Linked DNA regions of Mus musculus: all the other regions are linked to region 1. A link is a loop called in an ENCODE intact Hi-C map of the cell type or tissue named here. Cell type or tissue: heart. All regions are shown on one strand.

Region 1 (2,500 bases):
ACTCCCACCAACACCACCCTTTATTTAATTTTTTTTCTTTTATTTTATTTAAAATTTTTCTTCCTCCGTCTCTTGGACCTCCATTCCAAACATTTTCCAAACCAACAAAGAAAAAGTTCTCACAGTGGCACCGGTGCCAGGCCAGGCTGGCTCTCTGCTGCGGATTCCCCCTACCCTTTCCTGGACACTTGACTCAACCTTGCACGCCAGTGTGTAGAGTGTGCGGCTGTGGGTGGGTGGGTGGGAGGGCGAGCCCCCCACCCCCGCCCCTGAAACTTCTATAGCAAATAGCAAGCATCCAGCTAGACTCAGTCGCGCAGCCCCTCCCGGCGGGCAGCGCACTATGCGGCTCGAGTGGGCGCCCTTGTTGCTGCTACTGCTGCTGCTGAGCGCGTCCTGCCTGTCCCTGGCCGCTGACAGCCCCGCCGCGGCACCTGCCCAGGATAAAACCAGGCAGCCTCAGGCTGCAGCAGCGGCCGCCGAGCCGGACCAGCCGCAGGGGGAGGAAACACGGGAGCGAGGCCATTTACAACCCTTGGCCGGGCAGCGCAGGAGCGGCGGGCTGGTCCAGAATATAGACCAACTCTACTCTGGCGGTGGCAAAGTGGGCTACCTTGTCTACGCGGGCGGCCGGAGGTTCCTGCTGGACCTGGAGAGAGATGACACAGTGGGTGCTGCTGGTAGCATCGTTACTGCAGGAGGAGGGCTGAGCGCATCCTCTGGCCACCGGGGTCACTGTTTCTACAGAGGCACCGTGGACGGCAGCCCTCGATCCCTAGCTGTCTTTGACCTCTGCGGGGGTCTCGATGGCTTCTTTGCAGTCAAGCATGCGCGCTACACTCTAAAGCCACTCCTGCGTGGGTCCTGGGCAGAGTATGAACGAATTTATGGGGATGGATCTTCCCGCATCCTGCATGTCTACAACCGCGAGGGCTTTAGCTTCGAGGCCCTGCCGCCACGCGCCAGTTGCGAGACTCCTGCATCCCCATCTGGGCCCCAAGAGAGCCCCTCGGTGCACAGTAGATCTAGGAGACGCTCAGCGCTGGCCCCGCAGCTGCTGGACCACTCAGCTTTCTCGCCATCTGGGAACGCGGGACCTCAGACTTGGTGGAGGCGTAGGCGCCGTTCCATCTCCAGGGCCCGCCAGGTGGAGCTCCTCTTGGTGGCTGACTCGTCCATGGCCAGGATGTATGGGCGGGGCCTGCAGCATTACCTGCTGACCCTGGCCTCCATCGCCAACAGGCTGTACAGTCATGCAAGCATTGAGAACCACATCCGCCTGGCGGTGGTGAAGGTGGTGGTGCTGACGGACAAGGACACGAGTCTGGAGGTGAGCAAGAATGCGGCCACGACCCTCAAGAACTTTTGCAAATGGCAGCACCAACATAACCAGCTAGGGGATGATCACGAAGAGCACTACGATGCAGCCATCCTGTTCACCCGAGAGGTAGGTACAGAAGGTGGGTGCCCAGCCCTGGGATACAAAGACTGGTGGAAGGGCAGGTCTTGCTAGTGGCTCTGCTTCTCCCATAAAGGACTTGTCACTCAATAGAGATTTACTTAAATGCATCTTGCATGCAAACCACTCAGCCCCCACTTACACTCAGGTGTTTCGGTGAGCCTCTGCAGTAATCTCTGCTTTAAGTGAGGCGACTTTATGAGATCAACACTCGCTAAGGCTGGACGCCAGTCAGACAGGACACTGTGGTGTATGGCCGCGATAAGGAGGTGTACAGTTACATGGCAAAAGGAGGAAAGTAAGACTGTCGTCTGAAATTGCATGTTTTCTACTTCCCAGTGAAGACGAAAGTACTACTTTGTCCTACTTAATGGGAAGGACTTGAAAGTTGGCAGTTGCTTTTATCTGATTGATGGCCTCCCTTGTAAATGTCCTTAAACGAACTCTTCTGCAACACTGGTCTTTTCCAAAGGACTGCTTTTTCTAATGTGGCTTCCAAATGGGCTTCTGACATATCCACCTTGGAATCTGAGTTCCTGAGAAGGAAGGAATGTGGGAGGGTCAAGGGGATGCGGAAGCCCAATCAGCAGTGAGGACAACCCCCCACCCCACCCCCCACCCCAGGCCCTCTACCAGCACATCTGAAGCACCACCCTCCCGCCCAACTGCCAAACAAGGGTCAAATCCAGTTGGAAGGTTTGGGGTTTGGATGAATGTGTTTCTGAAGTTCTGGGCAGAGCTTCAGGATGTGGGGAAGAACGTTTTCCAAGGACTTCCCCACGTTAAGGGTGATGGTTACCGAGAAGGAAAAGAGATGGATCATTATGAGCCCAGACATTCTGGGAGCAACACATCTATTTACACAGTTACCAGACCACCATGTCAGCGTGACGTTTCAGACCAAAAGTCCTGCTGATAGTTGTGAGCCTGAGCATTCAGAAAGCTGTCCCCATTACCATCCTTGTTGAATTTTGTCTTCCCAACTAGCCCCCTCCTAGTGTGTGTATGTCTGTGTCTGTGTGTGTGTGTGTTCTATCGATG
Region 2 (2,500 bases), 400 kb before region 1:
GAATTCCTTGGTCTTGAGACTTTGTTAAATTCCTTCATGCTTGTGACCTCAATCTGACTCAGATTCTTAGGACACAGAGAGAATGCAGTATGTGCAGTATCTTGCTAAAATGACTCCTCATCTGTGGACTGGAAAACACAGTCCCTTGTGACCCTTTGAAAACCCAGGAGTACAGGACACCAGAACACTGCCATCAGTAACAACTAAGCCGTGCTCATCAGAGATCATAGAGACTGAAGCAGCAGCCACCCACGGATCCTGCATGGGTCTGCGCCATATCCTCTGCATACATGCTGTAGTTATTTACCTTGAGTTTTGTTGGACTCCTAGCAATGGCAGTGGGCAGTGCCATTGACTCTTTTGCCACACCGTAGGACTTCATCTAGCCTTGAAGGAGGGCATATCCCTAGTATTATTGAATCTTATTGTACCAAGTTTGATACCACAGGGAGGCCTGTTCTTCTCTGAAGGGAAATGGAGGAACACTGGGTCTGGGGGAGAGGAGAGGTGATATGGGATCTGAGAGGACGGGATGGAGAGGAGACTTAAATACCTACATATTGGATTAGACAGAATGAATAAATGAATGAATGCATGAATGAATGAATAGAGAAAGTAGGAATCAAGATATCACTTTCTATTTTTCTTTTGGCATTTTGCTCTCCTGTACTCTAACATCCAAACTTATTGTTCCCAATTACCTGAATTAATTACTTTCCTTACTATTGTGACAAAATATTCATCAAAATAAACTTAAAGAAATAAGGATATCGTCCATCATAGTGGGATCATATGCGGGTAGGCTATGAGGCAACTCATTATATTGCATTGCATTAACCAGGCAACAGATACCTACAGATACAACAGTACTAAACCTCGTTATTTAACAGAATTATTCTCCAGTAACCAGAAACATATCCAGGTAACCTACATTGTGAGGTTCTTAAAGTATAGAAAGTAGATAGGTATTCAGGAAATGGCCTCTCTGGCTTTTGTAGATGGCATAGTAATGTTAAAGAATCCTAGGAAGCAGACAGAGAGGGCCCATTCAACAGGAACCCACATGTGAAACAGACATGGGAAAATTAGTCCACTGCGTTGGCCGAATGGAATGTAGCAGATAGTTAACATATAACTACACTCTCCACTTTGTGCCAAGGAAACAGTTCTGAGATGTACAAGACCTTCTGAAGGTAATGTGGGTTTGAGTAGCCTAGGATGGTTTTAGAGATTCTGATAGGATTAAACATCAAACCGAATACAAAAAACTTAAAAGTGCTGTGCCAAGATAGATAATATGATGTGAGGAGCTGAATTACTCCCCCTTATATTCTATAAATTGAAGCTATAATACTCATTGCAGAGGTTAATCCTAAAGGATTAGTGTCATTATAATAAAAGACACTAGAGGGCTCTGCTTCCATCCCCATGAGAAGACATACTGAGAACACCACCAGAAAAACAGGAGTTGAGTTGAATGCCATTTAACTTGGACTTCTGGACTGCACATATTTGGGCCAGTGCATTCATGTTATCTAAGACCCTGGTCCTTTGTATCTTATTGTGAACATCTGAGCTTGTGTAGACAGAGTGAATGATATCTGGTGAGAGAGAGAGAGAGAGAGAGAGAGAGAGAGAGAGAGAGAGAGAGAGAGAGAGAGAACATGAATATAATTCATCAGTTAAATGAGCCACCTCAAGGGAAGAAATGTAATTCTATCCAGAGGAGCATCATCATTTGGAAATAATGGAATGGAGGAGGCTGTAGGGAAGGATGGAAGGAAGGTAGGCTGTAGAACTTAATCGAGGCTGTAGAATTTTATAAGTCTCCAATAAAGCTATGGTATGCGTGGTCTTCAAGTAAAGGGAAGGACTGAGCCTCCAGCAACAACAGCTTAAACACTTAGCACTCCCACCTCAGGAACAGGGTGGAGATGGCTGGGAGGGATGGACACCAAGCCAAAGAAAACTATTCTTTTGCCTCAAGACTCTAGTATTTACTATTAATATTGGAACGAGCAAAGTTTGACTGCATTTTGTATGTGATAATGTATGAAAATGAGTCTATGAGTAATGCAATGGAATGGACAGAGTCTCATGTCTGAAAAAAAATTGTAGATGGTAGCTCTTTATCCAAAGCTTTATTTAAAGGAAGTATGAATTAGGGTTCAAAGACATCATGTGCTTAGAGCTTTGATCTTATAAGGCCGATGTTCCTAAAAGAAGAAAACCTGGTTACTCTCTGTGAGCTTGTGAGAACAAACAGAATGCAGTTATCTGTAATTCAGGAAAAAGGACTCACTTGAAGAGGACTCATATCCTCTATTTTGGAATTACTGTAAGCAAATACATTTAAGAAACCTTATTTATAGTATTTCTTATGGAGGCTCCAGTGATCTAACAAATGAGACTAAATAGTCTCATTTTAAAAATGCTTTGAACTAACTGTCTCTTACTAAATTACTCTAATCCCAATTGTATAAAAATAATTTTGTTAAGA
Region 3 (2,500 bases), 350 kb before region 1:
CTCTGTTACTTCTCTCAGAATAGTTGTTTCCAGCTCCATTTAGTTACCTGCAAGTTTCAAATTTTCATTTCGCTTTAAATAAGCATATTCCCTTTAGAATACCCACAGAGGTTAGGTAGCTAACAAGGGAGCAGAAAAAAGAAAGGAAGCTCCCAAGGCGGGAGAAATCGTATATAGTGCTATGAAGAAATTGAGGGAAGTTTATAAAGAAGGGTTAAATACTTTGGGAACAGAATGAACGCGGGATGTATGAGGAGAGGAGGGCAAGGTAGAAGAATAGATCTGTGGAAAGATTGCTCTAACTAAAGGCCTTTGGAAAAGCCATATAGAAACATATATAGAAACTTCCTAATACATATACCTCTCTGTGTATATGTGTGTATATGTGTGTATATGTGTGTATATGTGTGTATATGTGACTTGAACGCAGGTAATCAAGGTGATCAGTAGAGGCCATCAAACATCAGCTCTCTTGACATTCAGGTTCCAGGTAGCTCTGAACACCTTGATTGGGATCTAATCATCCGAGTAGTAAGAGCAGCAAGCTCCCTTAAATACTCAGCCATCTCAAAAAAAAAAAATTAAGAAGAAAATTTCAGTAATAAAACTTGATAGTTCCTTTGATTTTTAAGTATTTTATTTATTCTTTGAAAGTTCTCCATATGTACACACTGTATATTTAGATCCAGCCAATAAATGCCATATCTTCTAAAGGACAGTGAGTCTCCAATAGTAACCACTCATTGCAAACAGTTTCTCCTTGTCAAGGTGGGATCTTTGGGTCCCCACTATCTATACTTTGCATAGTATCATTCCTATTAATAATTATACACAGATATCATAGTGTGACATCGGCATATCCTATATCTTCTTCCACACTATATAAGTCTGCAATGAAGGTACTGACAGGTCACAGTACATCAACGAAATCAAAACTCTGAAAACATACAATGAAAGGCACACTGTGGACATATTTTCATTTAAAAGTTCTGATGAAGAATGTTTATAGCTGCCTCATTAATGTTAACATGATTGAGACACTTTGGTAAGGACTTAATAAGAACTGGGGTGTTGGTGTGTTCCTTGTGAGTGTTCACTGTCTCAACATTACACAAACCCTGAATAAGGCCCAAAACATGTGCCCCACTGTTCCCGCAGCTCCGTGCTCACCAGTTGACCACATCTGGAATTGGTAGTCTGGCAAAGAGCAAGGGAGGGAGCATGTACTAGGCTGTTTTGCAACTTGGAGGAAGCCGGGGAGTGCCAAGAAAAATGGCAAAGCAAACACTTTGCTACTGACGGTCTGGATCCAGCTTTCTTGCCATAACAGAATGGTGTCAAATTGGCCCGGTAAAGCACCGAAAGCACTACTCAGAATAAATAAGGCAATGAAGGCTTGTGTTTATGAGGATAGATTAAAGAAGTTCTACAAGTGTGACTTGGCCATGAAAACATGAAATGAGAATATGAAAACTATGAGTAAGTACATGAAAATTCACCATGATTAGGAGGGAAATGAATTGTTTAATCAATGAACAAACCTTGAGAATGAGTATCTTAAACTGAACCGACCTTAAGAGAAATAAGAAAAGACAAGCATTTCCTAAGTTAAAAGTAATGTAGAAGAACAGAAACCTAAGCATATAGTCCTTATCATGAGGCTATCCAGGGTGTATTGTAAAGGAATGATGATTCATTATGGCCATAAAGCACCAGGAAAGTGGAAAACTGACTGGCAACAAACACCAACAATTTAGCAAGTTTGTTATGAGAAAGAGATTCTATGGCTTTCAGAGTGCGTTTCCAAAGTAGACAATGTAATGAATTCTTTCCTCTCTACATCATCTCTATTGACAGACTACAACAAAACCTACTCAGGTGGGGAAAAAAATGTATATATGTGTATATCTCCAACTTTTTAGTTTTCTTACCTTAATAGACACACACACACACACACACACACACACACACACACACACACACACACACACAAGACTGGTCCAGCATGAATAAAAATTGGATTAATAAATTACCAAATAAGTTCTTAACCTCTTCCCCACCACCTCTCCAGAGAATACAACATTTCAGCTAATTAAGTCATAAGTCTTCAGGAACAGGGTGGTTGCTGACTTTGGTAATCTGCTCTCAAGAACTTGCAAAATGTATCTCAGAGGGACAGGCATGGCATTACTCAAAAATACAAGGAATATTTTTTTAAATAGAGAGAAGAATATGGAAAAAAACAGATTAAAAATTTCACTGACTAGAAAAACTACACTTAGAAGATGCTGTAAATTATGGCGGTAGTTTCTGCAAGTCCTGTTTAAATAGCACCAAGAAGAAACATTCAGTTCAGTGCTGTCCACTGCCGGGAAAAGCACATGAATCAAGGGAATGTACTAATGACTCTGATTGACTCATTCCACAATGAACAGTAATGTATATGCAAGCAAGCACACACCCAGAAGCCAAGGAAGGATGGTGAGTTTAAAGTCAGCAT

Evidence for each region. Peaks named below come from ENCODE experiments on the same cell type or tissue, not always from the same donor. Only the 100,000 strongest peaks of a DNase experiment are listed, where the experiment ranks them.
Region 2: a loop joins it to region 1, with 2.9 times the contacts of the local background. A loop is called at or near these places in 6 of 42 quality-filtered maps.
Region 3: it touches region 1 in a loop (2.3-fold over the local background); 2 of 42 quality-filtered maps call a loop at or near these places.

The regions. Positions count from the first base shown.
Region 1 is chr16:85,898,111-85,900,610 of GRCm38, reverse strand. It overlaps Adamts5 (a disintegrin-like and metallopeptidase (reprolysin type) with thrombospondin type 1 motif, 5 (aggrecanase-2)), which reads left to right. Exons shown (of 8, transcript NM_011782.2): 1 at 1-1,447. The coding sequence starts at 344. It overlaps Gm46558 (a long non-coding RNA gene), which reads right to left and starts at 811. Exons shown (of 3, transcript XR_001781962.2): 1 at 614-811. In heart, CTCF peaks have their summits at 349 and 1,157; DNase peaks (open chromatin) are centred at 580, 1,060 and 2,110; H3K4me3 peaks cover 1,489 bases; H3K27ac peaks cover 1,134 bases; H3K27me3 peaks cover 260 bases.
Region 2 is chr16:86,301,592-86,304,091 of GRCm38, reverse strand. No RefSeq gene overlaps it. Among named protein-coding and RNA genes, the nearest start is that of Gm32357, 67 kb to the right of the region's middle. In heart, a CTCF peak has its summit at 1,406 (motif pointing right); no DNase peak of the experiment used is centred here.
Region 3 is chr16:86,248,916-86,251,415 of GRCm38, reverse strand. The region is part of intron 3 of Gm32357 (a long non-coding RNA gene); the gene reads right to left. Among named protein-coding and RNA genes, the nearest start is that of Gm32357, 14 kb to the right of the region's middle. In heart, no CTCF peak of the experiment used is centred here; a DNase peak (open chromatin) is centred at 1,185.